Regions from separate parts of the Mus musculus genome. Here region 1 is linked to region 2. The links are chromatin contacts, found by POLR2A ChIA-PET in ENCODE. All regions are on one chromosome and are shown on one strand. Each heading gives the region's core, a stretch centred on a gene start or an enhancer-like site at or near the end of the contact. The rest is flanking DNA. Distances are from core to core; before and after follow the strand shown. Region 1 holds the start of Ubald1 (UBA-like domain containing 1). Region 2 holds the start of Tfap4 (transcription factor AP4).

Region 1 (6,533 bases), core at 2,252-4,751, 320 kb after region 2:
GGGGACACTTACCATCTGGTGGTGGTGGCTGTAGGGGATGTTGGTCTCCTGGAAAAAGGTGCTGAGGGCTGTCTGCAGAGAGAAAGGCTGTGCTTACCCTCCAAGACCTGTCCAACCATCCCCGAGGGACAGGGTGAACTGAGGTCCAGCAGTGTGTCTGTGACCATCACACAAGGAGGTCTCATGGGACTCCCAGCAGTGAAGACGCTTACAATATCGCTTCCCACCAGTCAGGTAGCTGGGGTCTCATGAACCCTTGCCCCACACCCTAACATTGTCACTGTGGCTTTTCTGGACTCTACTGTGGCCTGGGTCTGTCACCTCAACTGGAGGGGTGTGTGTTGGGAGGAATCCCCACCCTTCTCTGAGTCTCTGTATCATATGTACTGGGGGACTCTCAAAGAGTGAGTCTCAGTGTAGAGGGTGGAGACTTCTTAGCATAACTTCCATCTCTGGAGGGATGTCCCTAACACGAACAGCTAGAGGGTGACCCAGAAACTGAAGACTGCTTCCATGACAGCTTTTGGGACAGCTCCTTAGCCACCTGTTGTTCTGAGCTACAGCCTCTTCAAGCAGAAATAGGGCAAAATAGGGGCATACCATCAAAGCTAGAATTGGTGTCCTCCATTTTACAGACAGGAAAACTGAGGATGAAGTGGCTTAAGACCCTGGGCTAGCACGAGGTGGGAATAGGAACAGAACCCTGAACTGGGACTCTAGGCTAACACTCAGGACTGGCCAAAAAGTGTGGTGAAAGAGGACTTGGTGTAGCTGGGCGTGGTGGCGCACACCTTTAATCCCAGCACTCAGGAGGCAGAGGCAAGTGGATTTCTGAGTTGGAGGCCAGCCTGGTCTACAAAGTGAGTTTCAGGACAGCCAGAGCTGTAGAGAAACCCTGTCTCGAAAAACCAAAAAAAAAAAAAAGAGGACTTGGTGTAAAAGCCTGTGTCACTGGGGAAGGGAGCCCCAGGGTGGCCTCAGGGAACCCAAAGGATAGCGTCTGTACTGACCGTATCCTGCCTTGGCCTGATTCAGGAAAAGAGGAAACTGGATGCTGTTGTGAAAGTGCTGGGTGAGCACGGTTATCAAGTGGGTGAGGGGTCCCCTGGAGCCTGCTAAGCTTCAGCCTAGGCAGTACCACTCCTCACTCCAACCCAGAACAGCAGGAGGCCAGGCCAGCCAGCAGGACTGGGAGCCCCTTGCCTCTGATTTCACACAGAAACCCAGGCTGAGACCAGGCTTGCTCTTTTATTTTTCCAGTATATTCCAATGAATTATTCTGGGAATGCCCTGCTGGTGGTGCCCAACACCAGTGTTCCCAAGCAGTGGAGTGGGGATGAATCTGGGGTCACTCAAGGCCTCCTAGCAGGGGCAGCTGCTCCTCTAGCCCAGGACCCCAACATGACACACCCGTACTGTCCTCCAAAGGGCAGTATAGAGAAGAATCTGGCCAACTACACAGAGGTGTGTGTGTGTGTGTGTCCCCCCCCCCTCCCCGCCTCTGCCCCCATTAGCACCTGAATCTGAGAATGTGACCCAGAAACACTGCCTGGAGTATGCTACCAACCAGGAGGGTGGGGGAGGGCTAACCATGAGGAACCCCTCACACCTAGGCAGATGCCTCAGGTCAAGGGGAGCTCACAGCTTATTCTTCACTTTGTACCCGGTGACAGGGAGACTCTGCAAGCCCAGAGCACAGAGAACTTACCCATGTCAGTCAGCCTGTTTCCAGGCTGCAGGAAGTCCCTGCTCCTCCTGAAGACAGTTTTCCCTAATCTTGGTAGCCATATATCTCAGTCCATCCCCCTCCAGCCTGCGCCACACTGAGAGAGGGGCCGAGTCTTCCACACGGCCCATTTCCCATGAGACACCTGCCTGCCTGCCCAGCCTGGGGCAAGGACCTGCAAGCAGAGCCACTGGGCTCCAGCAACTGCCATGAATGTGGTTTTACAAGTTTTACCACATCCAACCCAAGAGACAACAGGGCAGATTAAGACTGTTGCAGAGCTGAGCAGTAAGGCACTTCCCTGGGGTGGGGCTGCAGGGGGAGGGGACAGAAGGCAGAGCGTTCAGGCCTCAGAGGCTGACAAGCACTGCTACCTCCAGGGGTAAGCAAATCCAGGCTAAAGGAAGAAGCCTTCCCTCTCTTGCATAGGGACATTGGCCTGGAAGTCTAGCAGGGAGTAGATAAACAGATCGAAGGCTTGGTATCCAGAGCTGGAAGGGCTACAGTCTTCCCAGCCTGGGGAGGTTCTGATCCTGCACCAGGAAGTTAAGCCTTGGTCTCCACTTCCTGGCTTTTCCTACTGAAAATGGGATGGTTCCCACTGGGAAGCCAAGCTCTGGGGTCTCCAACTGGGCACAGAATACTAGACTGGCTCTGGTTGTGACTCACACATGTACCCACACAGCTACAAGCCAGAGAGTCTCATCTCGATACCCACAAGTGGTGAATGTGGGGTTTTGAGTTAGAGGAACAGAGGCATCTTAGTAACACAAAAGACTGGGCACATAATCCTACCGGTCAAGAGAAACCTGGGAGTAGATGAGAGCCAGACTGACCTTCCCATCTTCTGTCTAAAATGCCCTAAAATAAGTGAACCGTATACAGTACACCATCCCAAGATACAGGTTCCTTTGTCAGGCCCGAGGATACCCAGGTCTTCATAAGGATCCCGCCCCGGTGACACCTTTGGAGTGGGCTACACACATACAGACTCTCGTAATTTACTCTGAGGATCCAGCACACCACCCATACACTCCATGACGTATATGAACATACACCGCACCATACCCAGCACGATTACCATCAGCAAACCACCACCTATGTACACGCTGCACACACACACCAAACATGACACAAAGGTATCCTGTATCAGACACGCACTCGAGACGGGCTTTGAGTCCGCACACGCGCCCACATGCCCACAACCTTCGATGTGCCCTGCTGACGCCCAAGCGCGGTGCGTGCGTAAATACAAATCCACATGTACGTGTGCGCACTCCCGCAAACCGCCCACCCGGCACACCGACCCTGAGACCGCTCTCTCCAAGCGACTCCGCCTCCGGCACGGCCCTGGGCGTCTTCCAGGCGGCTGTCTCCTCCTCAGCCGTTACCGGGACCGGGGGGGGGGGGGTGTTGGGGGAGGGTATCCAGTCCTGATAGCGGGGTTTCCGGGGCTCTGGCCTGGCGGTCGGTGATGCCCGCAGCCGGCACCCCGGCACGTGTCCACACCGCCCGCGCCCGTCCCCGGTTCCCCTACGCACCTCGAACTGCCAGTGGGCCGCTTGTAGCAGTTGCTTCGCCTGATCGGCCGCACAGCCCGCCGTCAGCACGAACTGGTTGATCATGACCTGGTGTTTGAGCTCGTCCATGTTCACGGACATGGCGCCGCCGTGCAGCCCGCTCCGGCCTCCCTGCGCGCTAGCCTCACGCGTCCACCATTAGCGAGCCGGCCCCGGCTAATACAAATATTTACTGTGCGCTCTGACTCACCGCGCCTCGCTGCCCCGCGGCCGGCGAAGCATGCTGGGATGTGTAGTCCGCGACGCCCCCGCCGAACGGACCGGGAAGGAGCGTGGACGCCCTCTCCCGAGCGATCTCAGTGGGGCGCGCAGCCCGTGCCCCAGGCTGAGAGGCGAAGTTGCGAACCAGGGACCATTGCACAAGCTTGCCTTATCACTGGGCCCTGGAGGTCCTGTGTGCTGCTGTGCTTAGCATCACAATATTAATAGGCGCGCTCTTAGGGGACTCTCTGATAGCTTTGGTCCTACTCCACTGCCCTAGGCTGAAACACTCCTAAAATCCTGAGACTTAGAAAACGCTCGGTATCGCAGAGCATCTGCCTTTCAAGGCGCTGCTAGAAATCACCACCTCCTGGAAGCATTCCAGAGCTCGCAAGGCATCTTTGCCTAACTCTTGGCCAGTCGTGCAGGAAGAGCGTCTTAAAAAAAAAAAAAAAAAAAAAAAAAAAAAAAAAGACAGCCCCTGCTCCGGAGCCTTGGCGTCCCCTTTCTTTCAACTCCCACTTTCCCACGCAAAAGAAAAACTTCCAGCAGCCTGCTGGCAAAAGGACCGCGCGGAGCACGTACAGAAACGGCCACGACTGCCATTCCCACAATGCCCCGGTTTATTTGCATCTTTCTGTCCCAGTGACGTCACCTGAGTGAGGTCGCGACTGTACCAATGGGCCGTCACGGGGTGTTAGGACCTGGCCATATAAGGTAAACAAAGCTGGCCGCCCAATGAGGCGGCGGCGGGGGCGGGCGCATCACGTGGCGTGGGGGCGGGGTCGGGAGCTGGGTGCGTGATTTCGCAGGCGGTGTTTACAGCCCCGCACATGCCACTTCCGGCTGACGTCGCGGTTGGTAGAGTGGCCGGTCGGACGTGGAAGAGTCGCCCAGAAGCTGGGGGGAGGAGAGGGCTGGCGTTGTCTTCTCGGCTGAGAGACGTTGCCCGGGTTCTTTGCTCTCACTGGCCTCACCTTTGACCTGGCCCCCTGTAGAACCAGCCGGGAGGGGAGGCGTTAGGTCCGAAAGCTTCATTATAGCGACACTGCCCCGAGGAAGTAAGCGCAGGCCTCGGAAGCCAACTGCGGGCTCTTGAGACGTTTTGATACACCTGATCCTTTGTTCTCGCTAGGACCGCTGAGGCCGTAAAGGTGTGGGGCCCAGTTGATACCTAGGGAAATGGAGTTCTATCTTGCCCTTCACTCCTAGGGGCTCTCCGATCGGGTGGCTGGAGGAAGATGGGAAGGAGGTGGGACTGAAAGATCCTTAGATAGGAAGAAAAGGAGGAAGAAACGAGGACGGGGAGCTTGGAAGGCTCTGAGTTATAGCTGCGAGTTTAGTTTATGGGTAGCAGCGGGACTAGTGAGTGTCTCCCTTTCTTAGACGTTTTGCCCATCTGTCCACACGAAGTAAGATTTCAGCCTCTTTGCTGCCTTTTGGAGAAACACTCAGCAGTAGTCTTTGCATATCAACAGTACCCCAATTTTTTTGCTTTTGCTGAGAATATGCCTTTATTTCTAGGAAGCATCATGCATGTGCTTTTGTTTGTTTGTTTTCGAGACAGGGTTTCTCTGTGTAGCCCTGGCTGTCCTGGAACTCACTCTGAACTCAGAAATCCGCCTGCCTCTGCCTCCCAAGTGCTGGGATTAAAGGTGTGTGCCACCACGCCCAACTATGCATGTGCATTATTATAGGCAAAACCAGCACACATGGAGATCACAGTAAAAGGCCGCTCTGATTTCACTGTTGCCATGGAGACTGTAACAAAGTCTGAAGGAAGGTGGGTAGGTTGTAGCCAGACAGACCTGGATGGCATTTTTGACTGTTGTTTCTTCGAAGTTCCACTCTTGTGTGGGAACTCTCCTCACTGTGCAGTGTGGGATGGATGAGCATGACAGACCTAGCAAAAGGCCTGGTACTCTGTGTACAAGACTTGGCATGCATCTCTTCTCGAGTCCTGCGTTAGCTACTGTAGGGAGTGTCATTCCCATTTTTATAGTAAGCAAGCTGATGGTGGATTTCCTTATACTTGTGACATTTGGAGCTAAAGAAAAGACCAGGCACCCAGTGAGCCAGCTATATCTTTCAGGCAAAGGAAGCTGAGTATTGGGTCGGGGGATCTTTTGTTCATGGATGTAGGATCACAGACAGGCACACCCTTCTACCTTATCTAGTCACCTCAGTGGCTTGCTCAGCCCAGAGAGAGCTACTGCATGCAGGCCTTGCACTGGCAGAACAAAAAGCTGACAGAAGGGAAGGTCACCCTGCCAGGTGATGAGTTACTCCAGCTAGCTTGTTTTTCCCAGCCGTGGCAGGGAAAGAAAACAACGTTGTTTTCAGCCACTATTTGCTTGGCTGGAGGGTGGACTTTGGATTTTTTAGCAGTCTGGGATGTGCCCTGGGAACAGGGCCAGAAGAGAATGTGAGAGAGAATAGGGCATTTCCAGCCTTCCCTTACCTGAGGTTCAGGTATGATGAGAAATGTCCCCATTCACAGAGCTAGTCAATGGAGGTGTGTTGCTGCTGCTGCTGCTGCTGCTGGTCTGCAGGCACCCTCTCTTCTGTCAGTTGATCTCCGTTGCCTTACTCATCATCTGGCACATAGTAGCTGCACAATAAATATTTGTTGAATAAAATTAATCCATTCAAATGTTGATAGTGGACAAACACAGAAGGATATTGCTGGAGGGGTTTGGAACTCCTGAATTCAAACTCTTTAAGAACACTGTTTAGTGACACTTCTGCTTGGTAAAATACCTGCTGTGCCCAGGTTCTCCATTTTCTTGAGACAACCAGAGCCCTCAGGACTTTTCCCTCTGTATGATCAGGGAAGGCAGGAGACTGAATTCAGAGCACTTTTGCATGTGCGTGCGTGTGTTAAAACATTCATGTAGCATATATACCATGAAATATGCATAAGAGTGTTAGGATTTCACAGGGAGAACTTTTCTTTTTTGATTTTTAAAGACTATACCAGGTTCAGATATCTTTAGCTCATTGATCAAAGAGTTCAACATATTTAA
Region 2 (6,332 bases), core at 2,374-4,873:
AGCCAGCATAGACGCAGTGGTGAGCACCTTCTGAAAAGATGAGGTCTTGAAACCTAACATTCCCTAACCTTATTTGTTTAGGCCTAGGTCTAAAAAACAAGGAGGAGATGCTAGCTGTGGTATTTTTCACCAGGAGATGCTAAAGAGGAAAAAGTATGGCAAGTTTGAAGGCAGCCTGGGATGTCCATCTTGTCTGAAGAGATGGTTGAGAGCAGTTAAAAAGCTGAGAGAACTGACTTCTACTCCAGAGGACCCAAGTTCAGTTCCCAGCACCCACACAGCACACTACTCCAGGGATCTGATGACCTCTTCTGGCCACTGAGGGCAGGGCACACATGTGCTACACAGATATGCATACAGGCAAAATACCCACACACATTTAAAAACCTGAGGTTTAAAAAAATTAAATAAAAATATAAGTAAATAAATAAGGTGGAAGAATGTTATATCTCAAACTCAGGACAAATGGCCGAAGTGCCTACCTATCAAAGCGGATACTGGCTCTCCCAGCGCCTCTCAGTACCTGTTACAGAGTAATGGCTGGCACACCCCATTTCCTACCCTAAACTCTTCCAGCCCAGGGACTGGAATGGGCTTCCCTTCCCCCAGCCTCCAATCCCTATATAACAACCTCAGGCACTTTGGCTACTGGCTTCTTTCCCTCTTAGCCGCTGGGTTCCCTGGAACTCTCTCTGCTCTTTCTCTCACCTCTTGCTCTCCCCCACTCACTCTCCTCTCATGGCCATGTTCCAAAGCCCTCTGACTGCTTTCTTCCCGGCTCTACAATAAACCTCCTCACCATACCAGGGAGCAGCTGAGGAAGTCACCTATGCACATGCGCACACTTGCACACACACACACACACACACACACACACACAGCCACTGGACATTACCATGCGCCTGCTCTTTAGAGTCTGGATCTCACTTTCTAGGCACTGCCTATATCCAAGTCTCACAGAACCATTAGGCAGAAGGTCCAAAACGTCAAGCAAAACATCAAAGTGTGCCACACTGCCCTATGGCTCCTTCTGGTTGGCCCAGAAGGCATAGGAGTCAAACAAGAGAGAACCCAGCTAAACAGGGAGGGGTGGAGCAAAGTCCACAGTCTGAAACAAACCAGAGTCCATCCACCATAAGCTCCTGCCCAGCCCACACTCCATCCAGGACAGATCTCCCAGCTGTTGCTCCAGCTGAAAATGAACAGGCCTAGAGGCTATGTTCCTCCATGCCCAGTGTACAACTGTCTCCTTGTAAGCAAGACAGGCTAAGGACCTGTGTGCCTGTAGGCAGGTTGTGGTGCCTCAATTACTAGACCTGAAAACACCCTATGTTCCTGGGGGCGGGGCAGGTCTACTGCCCTCCAGCAACACAGGTCTGGAGAAAGGGACCGAGTGAAGACAAGAGTACCGAAAGGCTTAGGCATAGCAACCAGAGGTTCCTACTGTCAAAGCCAATGCAGGACCAGCACCAGAATGACCTCTCCAGAATATGGAGCTAATCAGGCTTCACTCCCCACTCCCCAAGCCAGCTCAGAGGAGCCAGCACAACAGCAAACTTAGGAATCGAGTCCAGCTGAATATCTGCTCTAACTGGTGCCTTCTTAGCTTTATAAAGCTTCTCCAGCTTTACAAAGAAATCAGAAAACAAATGGACTCACAGCAAGATTGTAGTGATTCGAAGAGAAAATTCTAGCAAGTAGGTCCCCAGAATATTTAGTGTCCAAGAGTTTAGTTACTGCTGTTTTGTACCTGCTGGGCCCTCAGGTGAACCGTATCTTAGTGCCAGCTGGGGGGGGGGGGATTAGAGGGGGCTGCCAGCTGCTAGACCCACCAACAGGCCCTAGGTATTGGCTCTCAACTTGAAAGTAAAGTGGGATCCCTACCTGGATTTTATACCTATGCAGCAACCTGCCCCACAGGCGTTGCTGTCTACCAACCAGCCTATGCCACTCAGCGGGCTCCTCCTCCTCCAGCCCCAGCCCTGCCTGGCTGGGGTGTCGGAGCACGTGGCCCCAGCCCTGGGGAGCCATTACGCTCCTAGAGTAGCACGGCAGGCAGGAAAGAGATCGTCGGTTTCAAACTTAAGCGCGCTGGAGAAACCTCTCCTTGCGTGCACCACCACCATCCCCGCCCGGACCCAGCCGGCTTGTAGGGTTCAATGAGCAGATACCAGGGCCGGCAATAGAAATCTCAGACATGACGATTTAACAAGAGTTTAAGAGAGATTCGGCCACTGGTCAATCGCGATTTAGTAGCGAGTGGATCTGGGGCAACCTAGGTAGGATCAAGCTCACTAAGGGGTATCTCAAGAGAGACCTCCGACCACCCACCCGACCAGGAGATTCAACGCTTTGCATTTATGACTGAGGAACAGAAGTGGGACAGCAAAGTTTGCAGACCCATATGCAACAGGAAGTAGACTAGAGCCCTGAAGCAACCTAAGACGCACCCTCATCAAAAGGCCTCCCCACCTGGCCTGCTTAGCCCACCTAGTTGGTTACGGCCGAGCTTTGTGCAAGTAAAGCGTGGCCCCGAAGCGCCTACAAGTCCCACAATGCAGCACCGACCCGGCATAGAGAACTACAGCTCCCGTGAGGTCGTGCGCGCAGAGGCCCGCCTACTCCAAGAGGGCTGCAGAGTCACGTCCAGGCCTCGCTAGTAAACAGCACCCGAGCGCGGGCGGAGAACGTGCGACTAGTGACTGCCAACGTGTGGGGGACCGCAACTTCCCTGCTTGAAGCATGGCCACTAAAGGTCCACGTACGCCTCGCAACCTCGAGCGAGCACGCCCCCAACCCTGCTGCAGCCCTGTTCTCTGCAAACGTTCACACCACCCGGCTCCCCGCCCCCCCTCCCCGCAGCCTGGAACCGCGGCATGGCAGCATTGTAGCTGTCCTCTCGCACACTCCGGGCCCCCCCCAAAACGACCTCCTTAGAAGAGGGTTCCCAGAAAGCGCGAGTAAGCAAGGAAAAGGAAGGAAGCCAAAGCTGGCGGGGGGAGGAGGAAGCGCTGGGTGAAAGCCACCAGCAGCAAGCATGGCCGGGACTGCTGCAGCACCACGTGGGTCTGTTTGCAATTTACAAACGTCGCGACTCGCCCGCCTGCAGCGGACAAAAGTGGACAGAACCTCTCGGGGTCCCCACGTTCCAAGGGAAGAGGGTCCCTAGGCAACGCAAGCAGGGTTCCAGAGACTGCAGCGGACCCAGTAGCTAAGAAAGGCGAGCGAGCTCGGAGGCGCGAGCCATGCGTGCGCACACGCGCACCCGCCCGGGCGGGCTGGCCGGGGGCTGCAATGGGAAGAAGGGGTTGGGGGGAGGAGCAGTACACACCTACAGAGCCCTCCTATCACTTCTTTCTCTGTTTTCCTGAAATGTTGCAAAGAGGGCACCTTCTGAGTGGGCACCATGAAATACTCCATAGCGATAGGCCCCCCTCCTGTGCACGAGCCAGGTCTCGCGGTCAGCCGGAGAATGCAAGATGGAAATCCGAATCAAAGGGCAGCGCCGGACGGAGGTGCAGAATCGGCCGGTCCCAGATGCTGGCGGCAGCAGCAGCAGCGGCGAGGGGAGGGAGGCGGGCGGGAGGGGCGGGCGGGAGGTCTCTCCAGCCTGCCTCCCCGGGCGTGTGTATGTGTGTGTGTGTGTGTGTGTGTGTGTGTGTGTGTGTTTGCAGCTGATCAGATGTCTGTTTCAAGGCGGGAAACAGCTGGTGAAAACTCAGCACTCCCCGGCCTCCTTCCGCGGAGTAAGGAATTGCATGTAAACAAAGGACTATTTGCAGCGCCCCCCCCAGGGCGACTGGATGCTGGGGCGAGAAGGGCGCAAGCTCCTTGGGACCGACTACTACATGGGTCTGCAGACTTAACCCTGGGATCAGGAATCAGGGGTCGACAGCTGGCTGTGGGGGGACACGATGTGAATGGAGTGAACAGCGGCCCAGCTACATGCGCCACTATGGGTGATGAGGTCCATCAGCTGACAGGTTGGCAAGCGTAGCTAAAAAGAAAAAAAAAAAAAAAAAAAAAAAAAAAAAGGCCAGCCCCACCGCACGGGATCCCAGTCTGTGCAGTCCAGGGTCCGGTGAGGACTGCCCAGTGCGGGGTCTTTGCGCACCGCTATCCTGGAGGACGCGCTGGGCGGGGCTGCAGCAGCAAAGGGAAGGCTCTTTTGGGTGTGTGCTTCAGGCTTTTGCATTTTCATAATTGCCACTGCACGGAGCGGAGCAGAGCCACTCTGGCGCGCTCCCTTTCGAGCCGACCCGGGCCCCCTGGAAACTTGCGTCATAGCCACTGTTTCCCACAAGTAACTTGGGGCTGACTCTGACCACCCGCCAGCCTCCTCCCTCCGTCTTTACCCAGGTGGCTGCCTGGCCCAAACTCTGACTGGTGCTAGGAAATTAGATTGCGAAGGGTACAGGCAGGTGCGCAAGGTACCTCGGATGTTTGGGGCTGCCATAGGAAGAGAGAGCAAGTGGGAAGGAAGGGAAGGGCGGAGGCAAGCCAGAACAGCAGCGGCCCTGAGGCAGGCTGCCAGCGCGGTCCGAATATCCATTAGAGGTCTGGTGGTGGCTGCCAGGTCCTGTCTTGCCTCTTTCACTACCTTACTTTCCGACTTCGCGCGCAGCGGGCTGCAGCTTCTCATTCATGGGGAAGGCGGGATAAAACTTGCTCCACCGCCAGAGGGCGCGCTCTACAATGGGGGGGGAGTGGTGGTCTGGGGCAAGGGAGGGGACGTTTTAGGGGTGAGCTTCCGTCCTCTGACACGCCCCCACCTTCCGGTCCCGGCCCTCCCCAGACTCCTGGAGGGCTTGGCCCCAGGCTCAGGAAGCCCACGCCTGCCTCGGAATGTCCTCGCTCCAGCTCAGCGCCTTTCCCAGACCCATTCGCTGCCTTCCAAGGTTCCACCCAAATCGAGCCTCTTAGTTGAAATACTTCTATTTATAACAATTGTTGGGTATTATTAGAAAACATTGTTCAATATTACCAACCTGATCTCTAACTGTAGATGCCAGATCAATTAGCATCTAATCCCAGGGACACGTAACTTGAAAAGCAGCACTTCCTAGCCGGCTGGGCTGTGCAGTTGCACACCTGTAATCCAGAATTCTAGCGCTTGGAGATCGAAGATACGATCGTGCCTCTAAAAAAGACAAAGAAGCAAGGCGGTGGTAGCGCATGCCTTTAATCCCAGCACTTGGGAGGCAGAGGCAGGTGGATTACTGAGTTCGAGGCCAGCCTGGTCTACAAAGTGAGTTCCAGGACAGCCAGGGCTATACAGAGAAACCCTGTCTCGGGGAAAAAAAAAAAAAAAAAAAAGACAAAGAAATGGGAGAAGAAAAAATCAGGAAGGCAGGTGAAATGGCTTTATAGGTAAAGATGTTGGCCTGCAAGCCTGATGACCTGGTTTTTATTCCCAGAATCCCCGTGGTATAAAGAGAGAACCAGCTTCCACAAATTCTCTCCTGACCTTGGCATGTGCACTTTAGCATACATACATACATACTTAGAAATTAATTTTTAAAAGTTTAAAGGAAGTAAAGAATATGAAAAAAGGCAATTTCACCCCACCTCCACCCCCAGACTGGGTTTCACTATATAGCCCTGACTGTCACAGAACTCACTGAGATTCCTCCCCCCACCCCCTGCTTCCTCTGGAATTAAAGGAGCCACCACTGCACAGATGTGTGTATGTGTGTGTATGATTGTTTCACCTGTGGGTGTCTCTGTACATCAGGTATAAACCTGGTGCTCTCTAAGGCATCTGAAGAGGGCATCTGATCCCCTAGGACTGGAGTTAAAGATGGTTGTGAGCACCATGTTGGTGCTGGAAATTGAACCCAGCTCCTCTGGAAGAGCAGCCAGTGCTGGATGCTGAACCATCTCTGCAGCCCTTGGTTTTTGTTTTTTGAGATAAGAGTCTCCTGTACCCCAGGCTGGCCTCAAACACCTCCTCCCAAGTGCTGGGGTATTAGGTGTGTACCACCAGAGATTTTTAAATCCTACCACACACAGCCTCACACAGCTTTTTTAAAAAGATTTATTTATTGATTATATGTAAGTACACTGTAGCTATCTTAAGACACTCCAGAAAAGGGAGTCAGATCTCGTTAAGGATGGCTGTGAGCCACCATGTGGTTTGCTGGGATTTGAACTCTGGACCTTCGGAAGAGCAGTCTGGTGTTCCTATCCACTGAGCCATCTCACTAGCCCCCCTCACACAGCTTTATAATAGGGTCTTGCGTGCGCCCAACTGGCCAGGAAGAACGACGCTGCAACAGGATCCTTCCACACATGTTTATTGGGAGAGCTTGATTGCAGAGGCAAAGTGACCC

Evidence for each region. ChIA-PET counts read pairs that join two places held with the same protein, here RNA polymerase II (POLR2A).
Region 1: POLR2A ChIA-PET joins it to region 2 with 15 read pairs in embryonic stem cell. The contact joins the promoter of Ubald1 here to the promoter of Tfap4 in region 2. POLR2A ChIA-PET finds 5 or more read pairs at or near these places in 4 of 5 experiments (Patski and embryonic stem cell).

The regions. Positions count from the first base shown.
Region 1 is chr16:4,876,350-4,882,882 of GRCm38, forward strand. Ubald1 (UBA-like domain containing 1) reads right to left here and starts at 3,502. Exons shown (of 3, transcript NM_145359.2): 1 at 3,268-3,502; 2 at 13-72. The coding sequence starts at 3,387.
Region 2 is chr16:4,556,097-4,562,428 of GRCm38, forward strand. Tfap4 (transcription factor AP4) reads right to left here and starts at 3,624. Exons shown (of 7, transcript NM_031182.2): 1 at 3,332-3,624. The coding sequence starts at 3,420.